Regions from separate parts of the Mus musculus genome. Here region 2 is linked to region 1. A link is a loop called in an ENCODE intact Hi-C map of the cell type or tissue named here. Cell type or tissue: left cerebral cortex. All regions are shown on one strand. Links, peaks and the distances in the headings refer to the core of each region. The heading gives the core; the rest is flanking DNA.

Region 1 (12,050 bases), core at 2,811-10,810:
AAGCTCAGAATTACAACCCAATCTCCTCGAGAGGGTGAGGCTGAAGGAATGAGTTCAAAACTAACCTGAAAATTCCTGTCTCAAAAATGATGAGGGTGGGGGGTGGGAATTCTAGGGAGAGGTAGCTTTCCCTGGTACAGTGCTTGCCTGGTATGTGCAAGGCCCTACGTTCAAGCTCCAGTCTAGGGGTTGGGGATCATATCTGGAAGCAAGCCTGTCTGATGGACCAAACATCCTCCATCACAATACCGAAGAGTCCACCTGAGCCTCTCTGCATGGGCTTATTAGCCTGCTGCTAGTTAGCAAACTGCCCCTACCAAAACAGGAAGACCATCCAGACAGTACCCACTGAAGTTAACCAACCTAAAAGGCTCTCTTTGTGGACCCAGTGAAGTAGAAAGAGTCAATTCTATACCAAGTACTTTGGTCAGGCAATAATGGACTTTTCTTTCCTGCAGTAGATCAGCTTACGTCAGAAGGTGGGACCTCTGCCAAGGACAACTGGCTCTCTCTACAGAGCTGGTCGTATGAAAGTCACCACCTCACTTCCACTGCAGATTTTTTACTTATGTTACTGAAAATGATTATTCTCTTCACCCAGTAGACATATTTAGTTGCAAGAATTTCCACTTTCATTTCACTCCTAAAACAATCATTGCTAGACAACATGAAAAAAAATTAAACAAATACAAAAACTACTGTTACCCAAAGATATACAACCTCTCACCCAAAATTATATCAGCAGTACTGAATTTCTGGGACTCTGAGTACCAAATTCCTCCCATGACTGAAGCTGCATACTAAAAGAACCCCACCCCTGTTCTTACAATATGCAGCAGTCTGATAAGGTATACTCCAGAGAAGGTTCCAGACTGTGCCTAACCTAATGAGATTAGCACCTTTAAGTCACTCGGAAGGAAGAATCTGGAAAATGTGCCAATCTCTGCGCGGCAGTGGTGGCGCACGCCTTTAATCCCAGCACTTGGGAGGCAGAAGTAGGGGAATTTCTGAGTTCGAGGCCAGCCTGGTCTACAGAGTGAGTTCCAGGACAGCCGAGCTATACAGAGAAACCCTGTCTCAAAAACAAAACAAACAAACAAACAAACAAAATCTCCAAACTGACCAATCAATTTGTTGCACTAACTACCTAAAAAACACAACAGAGGGGTTGCTTAGGAGTCAACCAACTGACAGTTTATCTCCAGACTGCCAATCAACTCTGATTTTTTTTTTAAATTAAGTCCATGTACAACAGAAAATAAATGAGGGAAAACAAAATGTTCTCTGTACTCTGTATTTTTTGTATGTTTAAGAACAGTGCTTCATTTAGCTGGTCATGGTGGCACTTTTCATCCCATCATTTAGGAGCCAAGGGCATGCAGATCTCTAAGCTCAAGGCCAGCCTGATGTACACACAGAGTTACAGGGCAATCAGGGCTACATAGAGAAATTCCGTCTCAAAAACCAAAACAATGATATGTGAGCTGATCTCAGGGGCTCAAACAAGAATTATAGCTATGTCCTCTATTGTAATGAACACAAAGGACACTCTTACGATGCTGCCAGACCTCATGGGTTCTATTTATTTATTTATTTATTTATTTATTTATATTATTTTTTAAATTTTATTTTATGTGTTCTTTGCTGTTTTGCCTGAATGTATGTCTGTGTGAGGGTGTCAGAAGCCCTGGAACTGGGGTTACAGATATATGTGAGCTGCCATGTCGCTGCTAGGAATTGGACCCAGGTCCTTCAGAAGGAACATCCAATGCTCTCTAGACCCAGATCTAGGTGATTCTAAAGGTATGAAGTTTTAACAACAACAACAACAACAACAAAAATCCGGGGGCTGGTGAGATGACTCAGCGGGTAAGAGCACCGACTGCTCTTCCAAAGGTCATGAGTTCAAATCCCACCAACCATATGGTGGCTCACAACCATCCGTAACAATATCTGATGCCCTTTTCTGGAGTGTCTGAAGACAGCTACAGTGTACTTACATATAATAAATAAATTAATTTAAAAAAAGGATACAAAAGAAAAAAAATCCAAAGATACTGTAAGCTTAAGAATGTCTCCTCCTCATTCTTAACACAAATTTATTTGTACACATTATCAACTGAGCTAGATTCTCTAAACAGAGACTTAAATGAGTATCTTTGTTTGCCAGGCCAGCCAAATGCCAAGAAACAGCTGCTTGAGGCCCTTCTTGGTACTTGGCGAACTGTAAGGTGCCTTCACTAATCTAGAAGCAGTTACATGCCACTATGTATCTACAGTAGGAACATGGAGACACAGCGGTTAGGAATCACACTGTGCTAAGAAACAGACTATGGATAAAAACATTTTCTAACCAAAGGTCAAATGCTTTGGACTCCACAAATCTGGCACCTGTAAGTGAGTGGTTTAGGACAGCCTCACACACATTTCCTAGGCACTTCAAGAAAGAAAAAGTCATGTGACGATGCAAGTCTTTGCTTTTGCTTGTGTTTAAAACCACTGAAACATGCCGAATATCGTGGAGGAAGGAGGGCTTGGCATCGGTTTGCTCCATGGAAAAATTTCGTTGTAATCACCCAAGGCAAAAGCTCACAATCAGTTTGGGTTTTGTTGCTTAGTCAGGGCCCAAATGTGCAGAACGGACAATACCTTTTCTCTGTGGCTTATGAGGCCAGCGTTTTTTGAATCTCAGATTTGCAAAGCAAGAGGACTAACATCCACAGATTTAAAATGGCTTGCCTGGGAACACACTATCAAAGAACTGGTTAGCACCTACAAAGCTGTGTACTAGCTGATTCTCAGATCAAACAAACCAACTGGCAACCAGCTGAGATACAGGTTTTAGTAGCAGATAGGAGAGCAAGCAGAGCAGTAGACAGTATATAAACAAGGCTTTTGGCACCATGAATGAAAACAGTCAATCCTTTTGCTTCAACTACATTCCATCAAGATCTTGGCTCTACACGTCAGCCTTCAAGTTGATTAATTCAGTTCCACTTGTTAGTGCAATTCTGCAGAGGTGAGCACGACTTAAGCATCAAGAAAGCAAGAGATCCATACTGCATTGCATCAAACCCCAGAAATGCAGAGCAATGCTGGGCAACTTACTTCTTATGCTCCCCACATACTATCTTGCTGGTACTTACCTTTCAACCTGCAAAATTCAGATGAAAAGGGTTTATAAGTGCAATATCTTAAGATTCAAGACAACAAAAGGTTATAAACCTTATATAATTAACTGGTCTCGTTTATAAAAGGGGCCTGCCTTGGATTTATGAGCTATAATCATTAGAAAAACCTTAAATTTCTACATCCCACTTTAAAAGTATCAGGACAATTTTAAGCAGTTGTTTTCTTTCTTTCTTTCTTCCTTTCTTTCTTTCTTTTTTTTTTTTTTGAAAAAGGCTCAATGTTAGCAAACATTGAAACACTACACATAAAACATACAAGAATGTTGTTTTGTGTGTGGGGGTATGTGTGTTCTGTTTTTCAAGACAGGGTTTTTTGTGTATCCCTGGCTGTCCTGGAACTCAGACCAGGCTCCTTCAGAGATGCTGGTCTCTGCCTCTCAAGATCAGAGGTGTGCAGCACCACACCCTACCAGAGTTTTGGTTTTAAAGAAAGATACTGAGTTCCATTTCATTCTCAGGGATTATGGTAGAGCTAAGTCAATGGGAAAGGAGATAAACCCAGGTGACAGCACTTGTCCAACTGGAAAACACCATTCACACTATATGTTTTCGGGTAATTTTTCTGAATATCTAAAGTAACTTACTCCCTTGGTTCTTAGGAACCAAGCAGCCATCAATTACAAATCAGCAAACATCACATGCAAACACCAGGATGGCAATAAGAGACCAATATACTCATGCCTTAAGGAGAAACAGAAAGGTAGAAAACAGTAAACATACAACACTTCTGATCATGTGGCCAGCAATCCCAACCAGACTGTCACCAACCTTTCTACTTAACAGAAAGGTCGTGTAGGCAGGGCTTCCCCTTCTGGGGATCATTCAACCTCTTGGACACCAATGTGTCTTCACTGCAAGCCAGGCAAAAACCCAAAAGGCAACACATTTTCTGCATGCTGGTCAAATACCTGAGCTCTGCGCTTACGAAACGATGACAACATGTTGAAGGAATGTGGACTCTAAAGAGGAAGGGGAAGAGCAAGACAACACACTTCTAAGGGCAACTGGGATAGAATCACTTTAAAGTGAAGAGAACAAATCTGTGAAAACACATGAAAACAGGTAAAAATCAAACGGCACTGCCCCAGCATCAGAATCCCACCAGAAATCTGAGCTGTAATCAGGGAGCCCAGGCTTCTGGGAATGGACAATCACCATCACCTAAATGTGCTGCCTTGGCCAATTCATGCTCTCTCTCAGACCCCAGTTTGCCCAAGAATTAATTTTTTTTTTTTCCGAGACAGGGTTTCTCTGTGTAGCCCTGGCTGTCCTGGAACTCACTCTGTAGACCAGGCTGACCTCGAAATCAGAAATACCCCTGCCTCTGCCTCCTGAGTGCTGGGATTAAAGGTGTGCGCCATTACGCCTGGCTCCAAGAATTAATTTTTAATACTGAATGTTCTTTTAAAAATAAATATGCCTCTTCTCATCTACATTCTGATGAAATAGGGATCTTGGGGGCTTTAGGCATTTGCATTGTCAAAGTAATTAAGTAAAAAGATAATTTCATGAAAGCCTAAGTGTAGTAAGGAATTCAAACAACAAAGATTGACCTTGGGGCTAGTTTGCTGGTGCAGTACCTTTACAAAATACAATTATTTCCTACTCAAAACAAGTGTAAGCAGCATGTGTAAGAGATGTGAAAGGTGCCACTCGCTGCACGGCTGTTCCAGCCAGATGGCTCTCTGGCCAGCTCTGCGGACCTCTGCATTCCTGGAATAAGCATTAGCCATCAGATCATGGCATTCCCCTGTAAGGCCACAGCTGACGAGCTGCAGCAGACCAAGAGGCATAGACTGGAGTTCTCCAATAGGCAGTGGGCACTGGTAACAAAGGCAGGCTGCCCTCAGAGCCTCTGTCCTTAGTGCACATTCCACAGACCAGACTCGGGTAGCTATTCCTAAGAGCCATTTCTCAGTATCTGTAGAGGCCCCACCTTTGAGATGAAAGCAGAGAAGAAAAAAATAATAGAAAATTATAATCCAGGGAACTAAAAGATACACTTAATATGACTCTCCCTGCTTAAACCTGTTCATTAGATTACTTGACATCAGATTTCTCCAAGTATTAGATTACTACAAAGCATACAGCCAAGGCTAAAGGCACTACCAGAGAATAAGCCGGCTGCAGCAGCTCCTGCCTGCCATAGGTCCAGCTACTTTGGAAGCTAAGGGTGGAGAAATAAGCTTGAGTCCAGGATCTGAGACATATAACAAGGCCTCCTTTCTTTTAAGAGGGGTAAAAGTCCAGGGTGGTGGCAGCCAGGCTTGTTGGCAGGAGCAATGAGTTCAAGACCAGCTATACCCAACTACATAGATTCAGGATGAGCTACGGGTCAAGATCTTGTCTCAAAAGTAGGGAATAGAATTGCATATCTATATGTCTCCAGGCCTTGGGTTTATCATAAGAACTGTTTCACATTTGTCTGGTATAGGGCAAACTTTGAAATCCATCCTTTTTATCTAGGTCCCTGGATAACAGTCAACACACTTTGAGGGTCCCTTTGAGGAATTAATGACCCAGTTACTAAAAAAGGCTTATTGTTAATTTCCTGCAGGGGATCTACTGCAGCACATTTTTTTTTTCCAACTTTGACTTCAATTTGACCTTTAAAATCTAAGACATTTAGTATGAGTGGGAACCTTGGCTCAATGGCTTCATGCAACTCACTGTTGCTAGTGCTATTCTTAAGCTCTTGTTTCCTGGCTACAAGACACCCCCACCCTGCCATCTTTGATACATTCTGTTTTACTTAAGTCCAATTGCTATGACAACGCAATTTCTGAACACATTATTAAAATACTTCATATGGTTGGTTTCTCTTGTATTCCTTGACAGTCATAATAATTAGCTTTTTGAAAATACCAAGGGTAAAGAACAAACGACTTAAAATGTTTTGGGTCTCTATATAGAAAAACCTGATTATCTGAGAGGCTGAGGCAGGAAAATCCTGAGTTTGAGGCCGGCCTGAGCTATTCAGCAAATTCCAGGCCAGCTGGAGTTACACTGTAAGAGCCTGTAGAGAGAGGGACAGAGACAGAAACAGAGAGATGAAAGTCAACAAAGCCCTATGAAGTGTAGCAGTTCGAAATGATTTCACCCTTTCTGGGACATTCATTTAAAACACACCGACCCTTACTTACATAGAAGCCCTCTTGATGTGTGTGTGTGTGTGTGTGTTTGTGTGTGTGCGCGCGCGTGTGTGCATATGTGTGTGTGTAATTCTAGTACCTGAGAGGATTTTAAAATCAAATTTTTCCTGGAGAAGCATTTCATCAAATTTGCAGGGATAGCTTCAGACAAAAGACTGTTCTATCACTTCACACTGGCACAGCAGTAGAATTTGACCAAAAAAAAACCCCCAAAAAACAAAAAACCCAGAAGCCTTCGACTTAATGTCTTATATAGAAAGAAAAGAGCTGTAAGCTATTAAGTTATTTATTGGATTTGGATCTCCTCCAACCAAGCGGCACCGCATCTAACTATTATACTGGAGCAGGTCGGCACTGGAGAGAAAAGACATTTATTACCAGGAAAGAAAAAGGAGGCCTTTCTGCGGCCGGAGGGCCCGGGACCGCCACACAGGATGAAATTAAGGTCAGCGAGCCCTTCACTGCAGACAGGAGGCTCCGAGAGGTGCGAGCGCCGCAGTTGCGGGCGACGGGCGGTGCGGGGGCGCTCGCGGGTGGGTGCTGCCGAGGACCACCCCCCGCCACCTGCCGCGACGGGTGGGGCCGCGGGCGCAGGAAGGGGCCTTCGCGTACCTTCGGCGGACCGTGACACTCCAGGTCGCCGCCCGGCTCTGCCGCGCCCCGCAGCCCACGCGCCACAAAAGGCGGCGGCGGGGGCCCACGGAGCCGCCCGCGAGGCTCCGCAGCTCATCTGTCCACATCGCTCCGGTGCTCGGCCTCCCGCGGCCTTTCCCTTCCCGCCCACCGCCCTTTCTTACCGGCTCCTGGGGGTGAGGGGCGTGGGTCGCCGCGCTGAGGGCTGCTGAGGAAAAAGATGCGCCGCCGCGGCCCCTGCCTCACGCCGTTCGCTCCGCAGCGGATAGTGACGGCGGCGCGCGCGCACTGTGGCTTTTATAAGCGGCCGCGCGCGCCCCCGCGGCGGCCGAGCGCGAGCGTGAGGGAAGTGCCCCGGTTGGCGACGCGAGAGGCGGGACTCGCTGCTCCACTGCAGTACGGAGAGGACCGAGCGCGTCCGGAAGGAGCCGAAGCTGCGGGGCGGGGTGGTGGGGGTTGGGGTAAAGGACGGGAACGCGCTTGCGAGGGGTGCGGGGCGCGGCACAGAGCGGAGCAGCCGCCGCAGCCGCCCGCCGCGGCGTGGGACCCGAGCAATCCTGCCCCGCCCAGTCCGCCCTGCAGAGAATCTGTGCCGCACCCCTCCGCCCTGGGAGCCCTTCCGAGACTGCGGCGAAGGGCAGGGCGGGGCCCGCCGCCGCAGTCAGGCTGGGGATGTTGCTGCCCTGGCCGGAAAGACGCCCTGTCCCTTTCGGATGATCTCACTGGAATGTTGGCTCCCTCTTTGCACTTTTTCTGGGGGAGGCTTGGCTCTGGAAGACCCAAGTCTGCCTGTTCTGGTGGGGGATGGGGCCAAAAAAAAAAAAAAAAGATGATATAAGGATCCGTGTTTGAGGAGGTGGTAGGGAAAAAAATCCCGGTTAGGGAAAAAAAAAAAAAAAAAAAAGACTGATTTGTGGCGTAAGACTTTATTTCAGGATATGGAGAATTCTTCAGCAATCTTCCTGTTGCCAGTAGACAGAGTGTATTCGTCCCAGTTGATAAACGACATTACTATTTCTTTCCCCAGTATTAATTGAACTTTGCTGTTTAGCTGACACCGCACGTGCTTTGGGCTTTTAATCTCTGCTCTTATTTTACAAGGTAGATGTTGCCTTTCCCATTTTACAAATTAGCATCCTGATGACATAGAAGGTAGCTCTCTCCCCAGGTCAAGCACGAAGCAGCAATCAGAGAACCTAAGATTTGAACACAAGCGTTAAGCAAGTGGGTGCTAGACTTCTGAGAAAAGGAAAACACAATTTCTGTAATTTTTTTCTTATACACAACCCTTTTCAGGGCCTGGCTCTGAACTAAACTCTGTAGCCAGGCTCCCCTACTGCAAAAGCTCTTTCCCTTCCTCCATTTTGGGTGACAGCTGTGTGGCAACCATTGGAGTAGCACCCAGCTCATTCCTGTGTAGTCAGGCAGCTCTGCCAGGCATCAGCCTCCTGGTTACCAAGCCACCCTCCTATTTAAATAATTATAAAGAACTGGGCATTGCTCCAGAACTGGGATGAGGCCCAGTCCCAAGCTTCCTGGTCCTCTGCACTTTGGTTTCTGCTGAGCCTAGGATCTGCAAGGTGACTTCTAAGCTACTCTGACTGTAGGCATGATGGTGAAAGAACATTCCTAGTCATTTTCCTTGGAGAGGAGAGATTTAAAAAATAAAAAAAATAAAATAAAAAGGGAGTGGCCACAGCTCAGCGGCAGCTTCACAGACTCCTGAGATCCAAAAGGCAGGTGCTTGGAGGACAGCATTTAATGCCATCTTCTTTACAGAGAAAACTGGTTGAGGAGCTACTTCCTGGACTGGGCTTTTTTTCCTTTTCTTTTTTGTTTTTCCAGACAGGATTTCCCTTTGTAGTTTTGGCTGTCGTGAAACTTGCTCTGTAGACCAGGCAGGCCTCAAACACAGAGATCCCCCTGCCTCTTTCTCCTGAGTGGTGGGATGAAAGGCATGCAGAAATGCTGTGCATTTCTGAAAACAGCTGATGGTGACCATAGTAACCACCTCTTCAGTCAGCTGCAGCAAATTTAAAACTCAGATGTTCAGCACTGGGTACAAAATGGCTAGTATAACTTAACTCTCCACAATGTCTAAGACCTGATACTTCGGTGGCAAGGGCTCTCTGGGCTGGGCTCCATACTGAAAATAGGGGTTCTACTGTTTCTCCCAAATGCCAAACAAATCCAAGACCTAAAGGGAGCTCTCTTCTGACTGGGAAACTAAAATCCTGCTGGTTGGTCCATTTTCTGATCGGAAGAATGGTCAGGATAACGGCACCCACAGGCACCCACCCTGTTCTCATCTGGCAGGAGAAATGAGCCATCAAAAAGCCATTGCTCATGGTTTCTATTGTTGCTCCCCTCCCTCCCACCAATTTCAGCGCATGCCTCACACTATTATGTGTGGGCATGGGGAAGGGATATTGCAGATAATAACCTTGTTTTTAATGAGAACTTCACAGGGACAAAATAAAGCAAGCACAGCCCAGTGTGACAGCGCGGTTCCGCTCCACGTTCTTGGCCACACCTCTACTGGCCTCCTTACAAGCAGAGAATCCAAGAGAATTCTAAGCTTCTCTTGATTACTGCAGCCCCTAGACTTAAAACTCTAGCTAGCCCTGGTCCCCTGTTCTAAAGGTCAGTTGTTGGTTGGGGAAATATGCTAATTGTTACCTGTCCACTTCTCTACCGCTATCCTGCACTCTCTCTACAAAGTCAAGTGCTTGTATTATTTTTTCCTCCCTGTAAAGCTGATTGGGAAGGATCATGCCCAGAAAATTACTTTCCCCAGAGCTGCAGGAGCAGAGCTGGCAAGCCAGTCACACAACTCTTCCAAACATAGTGACTATGTAAAACCTGAGGGCATTATGCTAAGTGAAACGAGCCAGACAGAAGGACCAATATTAAATGATTCTGCATACCTTACAATCTGCAACTGCTGGGTCTCAGAGATAACAGTACTGGATGGGGGAAAGGGGGAAAGGACCAGTTTCCATTTTGGAGGAGAAAGTTCCGGCAGTCTGGGTTGGGCACTTCTGAACACATTCTACCATGTAGACTATTTCCTAAAACATTTACTACATTTATTCATGTGTGTTATATGAAGGTCAGAGGGCAACATGCACAAGTTGGTTCTCCTTGTGGATTCTGGGGTTCAAACGCAGGTCATCAGGCTTGGTGGCATGTACCCTTCTTAACCCAGAGCCATCCTGGAGTACTGGGATTAACGGCATGTAATTTTTTTGTTTAAGATAAGGTGCCAGCTGTGGCCTAGTCTATCCTGGAGTTCATGGCAATCCTCCTGCTTCAGCTGCTTCAGTGTTATGATTGCAGGAGGTGGTACCACCATACCCAGATTTTCCTGCTAAGCTTTTCATTATCTAGAGCCTGGCCTAACGATGACATAGTCATTCCAGAGCCTAGAAAGGCTTGTAGAGTTTACCATCGCTTGGCACTGTTTCTTACTGCTTTTCTCCATGGACCAGTTTACCTGCTTCGAAAGCACAGGACTAGCTGGGACGTGGCCAGCAGCTCTTGTAGGAGCTCATGTACTTCTTATAGAAGCCCAGGTTCCATTTCCAGCATTATAGATCAAGGCCAACCATCTGCCTCAGAGCAGTCCAAAGTATATGCTTGCTTTTCCAACCTCTCGATTTAAAAGAAAAAAAAAAGTTTTATGTGTATGAGTGATTTTCTTACACTATGTTCATGCCTAGTGTCCTTAGAGGCCAGAAAAGAGCACTGGATCTTTCTTTCCTTTTCTAAAGATTTGTTTTATTTATATGAGTACACTGTTGCTCTCCTCAGAGACACCAGAATAGATCCCATTACAGATGGTTGTGAGCTACCATGTGGTTGCTGGGAATTGAACTCAGGACCTCTGGAAGAGCAGTCAGTGCTCCTAACCTCTGAGGCATCTCTCCAACCCTGCATTGGATCTTCTGAAACTGGAATTACAGTTGTGAAACTCAAGGGTGCTGGAAACTAAACCTGGGTCCCCTGCAAGAACAAGGACTCTTGTTTTGTTTCTTGTTGATTTTTCAAGACGGGGTTTCTCTGTATAGCCTTGGCTGTCCTGGAACTTACTTTGTAGACCAGGCTGGCCTCGAACTCAGAAATCCACCTGTCCCTGCCTCCTGAGTGCTGGGATTAAAGGCGTGTGCCACCACGCCCAGCTCTTGTCTGCTTTCTGTAGATCCACAGGACAACCAGTAAATTCATTAAGTGTAGCAGAGAAAAGGGAAAATTAGTCATGTGCAATAGACTTGTGAACAGCTCTGTGTTCCTAGCACTGAGGGATATCTAAACTTCATTAGGCCAATTCAATCATCCCATATATTTGTAAGTGTGTGTGTGTGTGTGTGTGTGCGTGTGTGCGTGCGAGCGCGCGCACGCCCAAGGCTGACAGGATCTACAAAAGTTGCAACCTACTGGAATTCTGTGCTGGAATTTCCAGCACAACATCAAATGGGTACTAAAGTGATATCAGACAATGCATGACATGACAAAAATTTGGGCACTCAGCCCAAGGAATGAGGGTAAGATGCAGTCAGTGAAAGTGGGCAGACAAGCAAGAACTTGAGCTGCAAAGACAATGGAGCTTGTAGCATTCTGTGGCAAAGAATCTGATGTGCCTGTGTGGAGGTACAGCCATCAGCAGCTGGTGGTCATGGTTTCTGAGGCTATACTATCAGTGGGTATCAAAAACCTAACCTTCCAATGATTTTGGGTTTTTGTTTGTTTTTCCAGACAGGGTTTTTCTGTGTAGCTGACTGTCCTGGAACTCACTCTGTAGACCAGGCTGGCCTCTAACTCAGAAATCTGCCTGCCTCTGCCTCCTGAGTGCTGGGATTAAAGGTGTGCGCCACCACACACCAGCAAAAGATGTCTTACAGTGGCACATGCCCTCAACCCTAGGACTGGGAAGACAGAGGTAGAGGATCTCTGAGTATGAGGCCATTTTAGATTGCATAGTGTGGACAGCCAGCTACACAGAGCCACAGGACAGCTAGAAAAATCCTGTCTCAAGCAGAAACAACATTTAGGATGTTGGGCACTGTGGCATAAA
Region 2 (12,050 bases), core at 1,416-9,415, 140 kb after region 1:
ATGTCTCAAAAAAACAAAAGAAGCCTGACTTTGTGGGGCATACCTTTAATCCCAGTGCTAGGAAGGCAGAGGCAGGTGGATCTCTGAGTTCCAAGACAGCCAGGGAAACCCTGTCTCGAAAATCAAACAAACAAAACAAAACCACTATTTTTGGGGGGAGGGGGTAGGGTTAGACGCAATAAAAGTCATCTTTAATCGTATTTTTTCTCTCAAAATCATTCAACCAGAAAATACTGATAGCTCTATTGTCAAAGCTTTCCAGAATCCAACCACCTCCCCACAAAACCACTTCTGATAGCAGCAGTTCAGGAGGCATGTCAAAAGGTGATAGAATTAGTCCTAACAAGGAAAAGATGAGAAGCCTTCTAAAGGACCTAACAGAGCTGGTGGCACCAAGAGGATCCCATCTACCCAGTGCTTAGAGACAATAGTTTCTAGACTTCTAGGACCAGTGAGGAGAGAATGATGGCATTACATATCTTTTGAAATCCTCTCAGCTTCATAGTAAAAGGTGAAGCCTCTCTGTCAAATGACACAATTAATCAAAGGTCGGAGGTAAAAACATGTCAGATGACTGGCAGGGTGGCACACACCTGTAATCTCAGTACTCAGGAAGCAGGAGGACCAAGAGTTCAAGGCCAGCTTCAGCTAACATAGAAAGCTCGAGGTGAGTCTGAGCTGTATCATGAGCTCCTGTCTCCAAACAACATCAAAATAGGAGGACAGAGGGATTTCTGGGTTTGGTAAGCACATTTATTTATTATTATTATTTATTATTATTATTATTTATTTATGGAAAGTTTTTCCTATGTACCCAGCCTAGCTTCAAAATTACAAAGATCCAACTGCTCCTGCATTCCAAATGCTGGGATAACAGACATGAGCCACCATGCCCCAAGAAGCTGCAATTCTGATGGGTCACATATCTGGGGAGGTGTGGAAGGAGATGCACAGGTGGGTAAAGAATGTTGTCCTGTCCGGCTGCTCTGAGAGGCAAAGAAGGTAGAGGCTAGAAAAAAAGTAACTGTATGGGTCTGTAAACTCTGAGGGCAAGGGTCTGGTTTACTTGATGACGTCCTTACTGTTGCCAGCACAGTATCTGGCAGAAAGATCACATCTCTGCTGAGTAAATACCACGTCTCAGTGAGAATGAAAGGCAAGTTGGCTACCAACAGACATTAACACTGAGAGCCTGTAACTTCTTCCTTCTCAGTTCTGCTGAAGCTGGTCAAGGCATCAGGAAGTCCCCTCATAGCCCAGTTTGGGAGGTGGGAGGATACCGTGTTAGCTGGGCTAAGGTTCGAAGAGGTAAAGCAGTCAGGAAGCCAGACCAACCTAATTGGATCCAAGCAGCAAGACAATATCATCAATTAAACTGCACTTAACATTCATGAGACTACTCCCTTCCAAGGGACAGAAATGCTGAACACTGCAGGGACTAGACAGAGTGCTATTTATCTTTGTATCCTTGGTGTCTGGCTCACTGCCTGGCACATGGTAGGCACTCAATAAATGACTGGTGAATGAACTGCCTAGTGAAGGGACAACATGAAAGGAATGGGGGGCATCCAAGGCGAAGAAAGGCATTTGGAAGGAATTTTACATCTCTCTCTACCCTTGAGTTTCCCTTCACTTCAACCTTGGCTTCTTCATCTACACACACACACACAAACACACACACACCCCTAGCTTTTCCATAAGATTCTAGAAACCAACCACCCATCTCTAGAAGCCTCAGTTCTTTGTTCTCAGCTTCCGAAGAAGTCTGTCTTCTGCAGGTTTTGAAACCATGACAAGCATTCTGTGTGTTGGAAGAACACAATGGTGATTTGAGACAATCTTCACTTTTCCCCGTGTTCCTTCAAGTAGTGATGTGTACCCGGATTCTGAACCTTTTCACAGTAAGGATAATATACTACCAATGTTAGTCACTCCCTCCGTGGCAGCTTATTTACCCCGGTAGCTCCTCTGGACTCTGCAGAAGACACTTACCAAACTACTTTGCAAAAGATTAAAATCTAATTAAAACTCCAAGGTATGCCGGGCGGTGGTGGCCCACGCCTTTAATCCCAGGACTTGGGAGGCAGAGACAGGCGGATTTCTGTGTTCGAGGTCAGCCTGATCTACAGAGTGAGTTCCAGGACAGCCAAACAGAGAGGACCCCTGTCTCGAAAACACACACACACACACACACACACACAAGGTTTGAGAAAGAGGAAGGTCCTGTCTTGGCCAAGACTTCCCCTAGGAAGGCACTAGGCGGGAAGACAGAACTGAGATTATTCAGCAGGGTTCGTCTCTACTCGTGCGCTCCCCTTAGAAGCTCAAAAACCAGACAAGGCGAGTCGGGCTCGGAATGGCACGGGTGAAACATGCCGGAAGACCGCCTGCTCACTGTCAATGCCTCCCAGTCCTACATGATACAGAGCAAGGCGAAGGATTCCAAACGCATCTCCCTACCCGTGTGTGCGCCTCAACTCTCGGACTCACGGCCTCGTCACCCACAGAGACCGCGTCAGTCAGAGGCCAGGGGATTATCCCGGCTCTCGGAGGGCGACACAGCCTCGGCAGGCCAAGAGAGGTCCGGAATTCCGAGCCTTATGGCTTCGCTCCATCCCCAAGGCGCCCCAGATCTCACTCACCCGAACTCCACCTTCACACATAAGGGCGCCGCCATGTTTAGGAAACCAAACTAGCAGGACACGCCCTTTAACTTCCGGAGCGCCCGTTTATTTCCGGTCGCCACCAGGAAGCGTAAACGGAAGAGGCGGTACGGGGTGGGGCGAAATCCGTTCGTTACTGCTCAGCTATTGGACGAAGGCACCCGCTCAGTGGGCTGCGGAATTGATTGTCTACATTATTTGCGGACCTGGCCAAAAAAAAAAAAAAAAAAACCGAGCAGGAAGGGACTTCCTGAAGAAAGACGTCTAAGGGGAAATTCATCAGCATCCGATGACATGATTGTGAGCCACGTACTGTTGATCTTTCATTGGCTACAAATCTGTTTTTAAGCCACGCATGGTGGCACACGCCGTTAATCCTAGCCCTCAGAAAGGCAGAGACGGTGGATTATGTGAGTGCCAGGCCAGCCTGATCTACGTAGGGAATTACAGGACACCCAGGGTTCAAAAACAAAACAAAACCAAAAACAACAAAGAACCCACAAACAAGAACCCTGTCAACCCAGCTAACATCGCTTAAGGGAGTAAAACGAGGTAACTCCAAATTCTTGTTTCTGACCCTGTTGTCTCTCTCCGGAGCTGCCATCTTACTATGCAAACATCTGTGTCAGATGATGAATTGTATGTCTTCTACTCCACGGTTACTGAGTTAACAATGTGTCTGGCAGATTGGTCCTGTGGAGAGTCAGTAATAACGGCTGTAACTGAAGTTCTTGTCTCTAGGTCTCTCCGTGTAGCAGGGAGACGGGGAGACAGCCGTAATCAAATGTACAAACCATGCTAATAAATGTGAAATCCTAAACTGAAATAAATTTTCCGATGTTAGAAAATTAGAATTATAGAGATTTGTGAAAAAAACGCTAGGGCTGTGGAGATGGCTCATCTGATAAAGTACTTGCTGGGCAAGTGTAAAGATCAAAGATAAGATCCCCAACCCAAGTGAAATGATGGTTAGCATGGCAATACCAGAGCTAGGGAGGTGACGATGGCTTCCTCAGGGCAAGCTGGCAACCTACACTAGCCAATGAGCAAGCTCTGAGTTCCAGAAAGACCCTGCCTCAATACATAAAATAGTGGACTACAGAGATGGCCCAGAGGTTAATAGCACTAGCTACTATTCTAGAGAACCCAGGGTTGGTTCCCAGCACCCACATGGCAGTCCTCAACTTTAACTCCAGTTCCAGTTACATATATTCAGGCAAAAACCAGTACACTGAACCGGATGGTGGTGGCACATGCCTTAAATCCCAGCACTTGGGAGGCAGAGGCAGATGGATTTCTGAGTTCGAGGCCAGCCTAGTCTACAAAGTGAGTTCCAGGACAGCCAGGGTTACACAGAGAAACCCTGTCTAGAAAAACAAACAAAAAACAAAAACAGTACACTGAAAAATATAAATCATATATATATTGGAGAATGATGATTTAGGAATACACCCACATCCACAAACATGAAGAAAAAAAAAGATAAGAAAAATGTCAACTGGAGATGTAGCCCAATGGTACAGTGCTTGCACCTGCTCAAGGGTCTGGGTTTGGTCACAGTACCAGGTGGTATACATATGAGAAATACCAAAGTGGACTGTCTGGGCTCTAAATTTTTATTAGAGTTAGCCAGGTAGTTATGAGGAGAACATAAGTTGCAAACTAACTGGAATATCGAGGGAGCAAATTGGAGAGCAGAGAGCTTGGCCAATGGTAAGGCTAAAAATGTAGGCAGGAGGCCAGGCCGTGGCGGGACACACCTTTAATCCCAGCTCAGGAGGCAGAGGCAGGCAGGTCTCTTGAGTTCCAGGACAGCCAGGGCTACACAGAGAAACCCTGTTTTGAAAAAGCAAAACAAAACAAAAAAGTAGGCAGAGCCAAGCTATGTCTTGTAAAGTCTGGGAGAGAAGGAAGGCTATTGAAGCCCTGAGGAGGAGGGATGGAACTGTTCTAAATGCATTTTTTGGGGGGGGGGGGGTGTAGGAGTTGGCAAATTACCTGCCTAGAATACACAACGCCCTGGGGTTGGACTCCAGCGATGCAGAAATCAGTGGCTATGCTGTTGTCTACCTGTGATCCAAGCATGCAGAAGTAGAAGTGCACGGTAACCCTCAATTAGGGAGGAGATACTGCCTAGAAAAGGGAAGGAAAGGCATGATGGCAAAGGCCTTCATGCCAGCACTCAGCAAGCAGAAGCAGACTTGTCTCTGTGTTGAAGGCCAGGGCTATGTAGAGAAACCTTGTTTTAAAAATAACATGTCTCAGGCTGGAGAGATGGCTCAGCAGTTAAGAGCACTGACTGCTCTGCCAAAGGTCCTGAGTTCAATTCCCAGCAACCACATGGTGGCTCACAACCATCTGTAATGAGATCTGCTGCCCTCTTCTGGTGTGTCTGAAGAGAGCAATGGTGTACTCATATACATAAAATAAATAAATAAATCTATAAAAAAAATAATAACATATCTCAGGCTGGAGAGATGGCTCAGCAGTTAAGCACACTGGCTGCTCTTCCAGAGGCCCTGAGTTCAATTCTCAGCAACCACTTGGTGGCTCACAACCATCTGTAATGGGATCCAATGCCCTCTTCTGGTGTGTCAGAAGACAGCTACAGTGTACTCATATACATAAAATAAACCTTTAAAAAAATAAAATAACGGGGCTGGGGAGATGACTCAACGGTTAAGAGCACTGACTGCTCTTCCAAAGCTCCTGAGTTCAAATCCCAGCAACCACATGGTGGCTCACAACCATCTGTCATGAGATCTGATGCCTTTTGCCAGGGTGTCTGAAGACAGCTACAGTATACTTATAATAAATAAATAAATAAATAAATCTTTTAAATAAAATAAAATAACGTCTCGCATTTTCCCCTTGAACATGCAGCAATGTTCTTTGCTTTAGCCTCCTGAATGGTGGGAAGAAGGGGTGGGGCACTATTCTGAAAGAAGCTGGGAGACACTACTCTGGGCTTTCCCTTAATTTTTGTAATCATTTGAACAATATAACTTGCAAGCCACCAATGCAACTCCATGGATACAACTCTTGTTAAAAGATTGTTGCCAGGAGTGGTATTTGTACACCTTTGATGCTGATGCTCTGGAGATAAAGGCAGGTGGATCTCAGTGAGTTTGAGGTCAGCCAGGGTGTTAAACAGAGAAAACCTGTCTCTAAAGCCAAATAAATGAGTAAGTGAATGAATGAATGAATGAGTGAATGAATGAATGAAAATTAAATGTTTCCAGGAATGGTGGTGGCTCATGTCTATAATCTCAGCACTCAGAAGGCAGAGGCACATACATCTCTATGCATTCTATGTTAGCTCTGTCTATTTAAGTTTCAGGACAACCAGGCCCACAGAGATCCTGTCACAAAAATAAAAGGAAAGCCAGGCAGTGATGAAGGTGGCACACCTTTAATTCCAACATCTGGGAGGCAGAAGCAGGCGGATCTCTGAGTTAAGGCCAGCCTGGTCAACAGATGGATTGAGTTCCAGCACAGCCAGGTCTACACTAAAAGAATCCTGTGTCTGAAAGTTAAATAAATTAAATAAACAAACAAACAAATAAGGGATTCCCAACAGGAACATGACTCCAGCTCCAGGGGATCCAATGCCCTCTTCTGACCTCCACAGGTACCAGGACACTCACATGGCGCATGCATACATACACACACACATACATAGATAGATAGATAGATAGATAGATTTATTTTTATTTATTATATGTAAGTACACTGTAGCTGTCTTCAGACACTCCAGAAGAGGGCATCAGATTTCGTTACGATGGTTGTGAGCCACCATGTGGTTGCTGGGATTTGAACTCAGGACTTTTGGAAGAGCAGTCAGCTGAGCCATCTCACCAGCCCAATTTTTTTATTTTTTATTTTATTTTATTTTTTATTTTTTTTTTTGGTTTTTCGAGACAGGATTTCTCTGTGTAGCCCTGGCTGTCCTGGAACTCACTTTGTAGACCAGGCTGACCTCAAACTCAGAAATCCACCTGCCTCTGCCTCCCGAGTGCTGGGATTAAAGGCGTGTGCCACCACCCCCTGGTTTTTTTTTTAATTTTTATTTATTTATTTTTTTTCGAGACAGGGTTTCTCTGTGTAGCACTGCCTGTCCTGGAACTCACTCTGTAGACCAAGCTGGCCTTGAACTCAGAAATCCTCCTGCCTCTGCCTCCCAAGTGCTGGGATTAAAGACGTATGACACCACTGTCTGGCTAAGGTTATACATTTTTAAGTGTCTTTCTTTGAACTTGTATGTTTCAAATTATATTAAAGTTTGTGTGGATTTTTTTCTTAAAGGTCTATCTATCTATCTATCTATCTATCTATCTATCTATCTATCTATCTACACTGTAGCTGTCTTCAGACATCCCCAAAGTGGGCATCAGATCTCATTATAGATGGTTGTGAGCCACCATGTGGTTGCTGGGATTTGAACCTATGACCTTTGGAAGAAAGGTCAGTGCTTTTAACCGCTGAGCCACCTCTCTAGCCCCTGTGTAGATTTTTATGTTTTACTTTTCATTATTACATTTTTATTCATTTATTTGCATGTGTACATATGTTCCCATGCATGCCATAGCCTCTGTGGCATCAGTGGACAATTTGTAGGAATTGCTTGTCTCCTTCTGCTTTGTGGACCTGGAACTGAACTAAGAGCAGCAGCTACTAAGTCACCTCACACTCCCAAGAGGAAACCTCCTTCTTCTCTTTTTAACGATCCTTATGTATTTGTTACTTATTATACATTGGTGCTTTGCTTGAATATATGTGTGTGTGGAGGGGGGGTTGTTGGATTCCTAGAACATGGGGTTACAGACAGTTGTGAGCTGCCTTGTGGGTGCTCAGAACCAGAGTCCCCTAGAAGAGTAGCCAGCCTCTCCAGGCCGTGTTTCTTTTTTTCTTTTTGGGGTTATTTTCTCTTCTGGGATTATAGGTGTCTACACCATCACGCTAAGCCTAACCACTCTGGCTCCATTTTCATGCCGGGGCTTGGGATTGACGCAGGGTCTCCCGCACACTAGATAAGAGTTCTAATACTGAGCTACCTCCCCACTCCTTTCTAGTTTGTGTGTGTGTAGGCCAGGTTAGCCTGTGTCACTCCTCAGGAGCCATCCATTTTAATTATTTTTGGGACAGGGTCTCACTATGTAGCCCTGGTTGGCCTTGACATACATACATACACACACACACACACACACACACACACACACACACACACACACAGGCCAGGTTGGTTCAATCTCACAGAGATGTCTGACTGCCTATGGGATTAAAGACTTGGACTAGCTATTAAGCTTGACTTTTCTTCCTATCTCTTTCCTCCTTCCTTCCTCCCTCCCTCTCCCTCTCCCTCCCTCCCTCCCTCCGATTATTAAGGACAGGCTGGAGAGACAGCTCAGTAGCTGCACTGGCTGCTCTTCCAATGGACCAGGGTTCAATTCCCAGCACCCATATGATGATTCACAACTATCCAAATTCCAATTCTAGGAAGTCCTACAGCCCTCTTCTGACCTCCTGGATACCGGCTACATACATGGTACACATACATATATACAGGCAAAATAAAATAAAACTAAAAAAAAATGTTAAGGAAAATAAAAACTCCCACAAGTGGGAGGAGTTCCGAAGGAGAAATAACAAACCTTGAATTTTTCCCCCCTTAGACAAGTTCACCGAGACGGGATGGGGGGGCCTTGAGGATGTGTGACTGGCCAGTGAGGTCCCACCAGACCGAGTTACTTCCACAGCTCTTCATAATGTTTTTGTTTTTAGATTTCTGTGTGTGTGTGTGTGTGTGTGTGTGTGTGTGTGTGTGTGAGAGAGAGAGAGAGAGAGAGAGAGAGAGAGAGAGAGAGAGCAGAACAGGGTGAATTCTCTGGAGCTGGCTGCTAGGGACCAAATGGTCCTCAGAAAAAGCAGCAAGCCCTTTTAGAGAGAGAGAGAGAGAGAGAGAGAGAGAGAGAGAGAGAGAGAGAGAGAGAGAGCAAGCAGAACAGGGTGAATTCTCTGGAGCTGGCTACTAGGGACCAAATGGTCCTTAGAAAAAGCAGCAAGCCCTTTTTTGTTTTTTGTTTGTTTGTTTTGGTTTTTGGAGACAGGGTTTCTCTGTGTAGCCCTGCTATCCTGGAACTCACTCTGTAGACCAGGCTGGCCTCGAACTCAGAAATCCGCCTGCCTCTGCCTCCCAAGTGCTGGGATTAAAGGCGTGCGCCACCACTGCCTATCACCCCAACAGTTCTGATGGGAGTCCCTTTCAGGAACTTGATGAATCCAAGTTCAGGCTTCATCTGAACAGAAGTCTCTGCAAAGAACTCATGCTGGCAGCACTGAGCCTGATGCTACTGCCACTTCGCGTCCAGAACCAAGCTTAACCTATCAGTTAGAAACAGTACAGGCTGGGTATTGTGTTCCCTCAAAGAACATTTGTCTACTGAGCTCTGTGGTGCCAAGCAGTAGAGCCACTGGACTACACCTTGTATATTCCTCCCATTTTTCAGATGACAAAACTGAGTCTCCGAAGGCCGTGCCTTCGGGATCCTGGCCCTCCCCACTACTTCTCACTTAAGGCCAGAGTCTCACAAATAACTTTCCCCTAGTATCCCTTGCAGTAGAGGGTCCGGGGCCCCAGCCAGAGAGCCAGGGCGTAGTCCTCCATCCTCTCTGAAGCTCCAAGAGAGACAATGGCAGGTCGCAGCGGAGGCGAGGGCGCAAGTGCCCCCCTGCCCGCCGCCCTTTGTTTTCCCGCCTGCCCCCTCGCGCGCCCCGGGAGGCTGGGAGGCGCCTCTCACAGGCTTCCTCCTCCCATTCTTGTGCTAATTGGGTGTCAAGCTGAGATCAGTGAGAAAGAAATCCGCCCGGGCTCGGGTTAAACTGCCGCCAAAGACTAGGGCTGAGCCCAGAATTTGATTAGGCCGGGAGGAAGCCGCGGCCCGGGGGAGGGGTGGCTAAGCTTTCAGGGCCCCTTTGAAAGTCACTGGGTCGCCCCCTCCTCTCCCGCCCTCTCCACAACCGCCTCTAGGGGCCTCTGGAAGATATTTAACCTTCTTCCTAGGAATTGAAAGCGATAGCCACACACTGGCCTGGGCAGCCACTTGCCTGTCCAAGCACTGCTGGACCTCCAAGGATGCAGGAGGCTGGCTCCTTCCAGCAGCGCCCTGTTCAGCAAGGAGGCGGAGCGGGGTGGGGGCGGGGACGTTTACCTCCAGACTCTGATGTTTGGAGAGGCTTTACTCCTCCTCGTCTCTGGTTCCTCATCAGCAGGCGGAGGATAAAGTCCTACCTGTTCTGTGCTTGGTGGCCATTAAGAGTCAATAATGGAGTGGTTGACCTCCAAGGGGGCCCCTTCGGGAAGGGTTCCCTGCCCCCACCTTCCGGCAATGACTCCTTTCCCCAACCATACAGCTCTATCGCCTTACGGGTTTTTACTAGTTATTTATTTACTCTGTTAATTGTGTATATATATATCCTGTTACTGCAGTGTTTGCACAGTCCAGAAGAAGGCATCGAATGGACTCCCCAGAACTGGAGTCAAAGGCAGCAGATTCGCGTCACTCCATGATGGTGCTGGAGTCTCTAGTCCTCTACAAGAGCAATATGAATTCTTAATGGCTGAGCTGTCTCTCTGGACCCTTATATTTCAAATTTATATTTCAACCCTTCTGATAGCATCTTCCTCTGAAGTATAGTCATACTCTAAAACAAAATTTATTTTTGTCTTATGCATATGCATACATATGCATGCTTTGCCTGCATGTATGTGTGCTGTGTATGGGTGCTGAGAACCCCTCAGCAAGTTAGCCACTGAGAGCCATCCTTCCAGTCTGCCCCACCCCTCCCCTTTGACAGCGTCTCACTATGCTCCCTCGCTGGCCTGAAACTATGTAGACTAGGTTGGCTTGAAAGCAGAGATCTCTGCCTCTGCTTCCCAAGGGTTGGGATCAAAGGTGTGAAGACCCATGCCCATCTGGTCTACTGTTTCTTTTGTGGGCCTTGACCTAGTCTGCCTGGCATGCTTCCTTGAAAGGCTTCCTGGTGCTAGGCCCTGGTGCAAAGAACTCATATTCCCAGCCCTTGGGACGAGGCAGGACGATTCCTGCAAGTTGTGGGACAGATAAGGCTATACAGGGAGAACATTTCAAAGCCAACAGAGCAGTGTTCCTGTGTCCCAGGGCACACCTCATTGGGTCCATCTTCTAGCAGCTGCCACTGCTGCTCCGTGAGGTGGATCTGGGGCCTAGACCTCGCCCCCATGGCAGGCAGCTTTTTCTATCTGCTTAGGTGAACCCATAGGTGCTCTGCAACTGTCAAGTACTTAATGTGAGGAGCTGCCCAAGAGCAGTAGCTATGTAAGTTAATACTATAAGCATGTATTGGTCAATTACTGTGTGTACTCAAGAGGGCTCCGCACGGTCTGGGGACAATCAGATGCAGGTCCAAGAGCTGTCAGCCCCTCAAGGAGGGGTTAGTAGTCCCAGTGTAAAAGTGGGAACAGCCTTGTTTGGAATGTTTTGATTACATTATTAACTGCTGATTGTGTGTACGTGCACGCACGTGCGTGGGTGTTTGGGATGGACAACATACAGTCAGTTCTTTCTTTCCACCATGTAGGTTCTGCAGATCCATCAGACTGTCAAGCTTAGCAGCAGGCTCTTGTACCCCACCATCCAGTTTGTTGAGATGGAGTCTCACTATGTAGCCCTGGTTGACCGAGAACTCTTTTTGTAGACCAGGCTGGCCTTGGAATCACAGAGATCTCACCTGAGTGCTAGGACTAAAGGTATGCATCACCAGATATCTATCTCTATCTATCTATTGGTATCTATCTATCTACCTATCTATTGGTTTCTCGAGACAGGATTTCTCTGTGTAGTCCTGGCTGTCCTGGAACTCACTCTGTAGACCAGGCTGTCCTCGAACTCAGAAATCCGCCTGCCTCTGCCTCCCGAGTGCTGGGATTAAAGGCATGTACCATCACTGCCTGCAAGATCTTTAAAAAAATTTTTTTTTTATTTTTAATTTAATTTTTTGAAGATAAGGTTTTCCTGGGTAACCTTCACTGTCTTGCAACTCACTCTGTAAAGCAGGCTGGCCTTGAACTCAGAGATCTGCCTGTCTCTGCCTCCCAAGTGCTAGGCTAGGATTAAAGGGTGCACCACCATCTCCTGGTTCATGTTTTATTTTGAGTCTAGGTGTTTTGCCTGCACGGTTATCTGTGTGGTGTGTGTATGCATTGCCAGTGGAAGCCAGAAGAGGGCATCAGCATCCCAGGAACTGGAGTTACAGATGGAATGCTTTCCTCTGGAAGAGCAGCTAGTGCGCTTTACCCTTGTACTATCTCTTCAGATCCTAAAGAGGTCTTAACATCTGAAACGTTTCTTT

Evidence for each region. Hi-C counts contacts between places; a loop is a spot of excess contacts. Peaks named below come from ENCODE experiments on the same cell type or tissue, not always from the same donor. Only the 100,000 strongest peaks of a DNase experiment are listed, where the experiment ranks them.
Region 2: it touches region 1 in a loop (2.5-fold over the local background); 8 of 42 quality-filtered maps call a loop at or near these places.

Annotation. Positions count from the first base shown.
Region 1 is chr2:29,960,876-29,972,925 of GRCm38, reverse strand. It overlaps Sptan1 (spectrin alpha, non-erythrocytic 1), which reads right to left and starts at 7,366. Exons shown (of 57, transcript NM_001177667.1): 1 at 7,141-7,366. In left cerebral cortex, for the core only: CTCF peaks have their summits at 6,861 and 7,543; DNase peaks (open chromatin) are centred at 7,402, 8,394, 9,037, 9,334 and 4 more places; H3K4me3 peaks cover 5,121 bases; H3K27ac peaks cover 4,035 bases.
Region 2 is chr2:29,818,028-29,830,077 of GRCm38, reverse strand. Urm1 (ubiquitin related modifier 1) reads right to left here and starts at 2,689. Exons shown (of 5, transcript NM_026615.4): 1 at 2,643-2,689. The coding sequence starts at 2,677. In left cerebral cortex, for the core only: CTCF peaks have their summits at 2,726 and 5,059 (motif pointing left); DNase peaks (open chromatin) are centred at 1,451, 2,765 and 9,035; H3K4me3 peaks cover 2,477 bases; H3K27ac peaks cover 2,179 bases.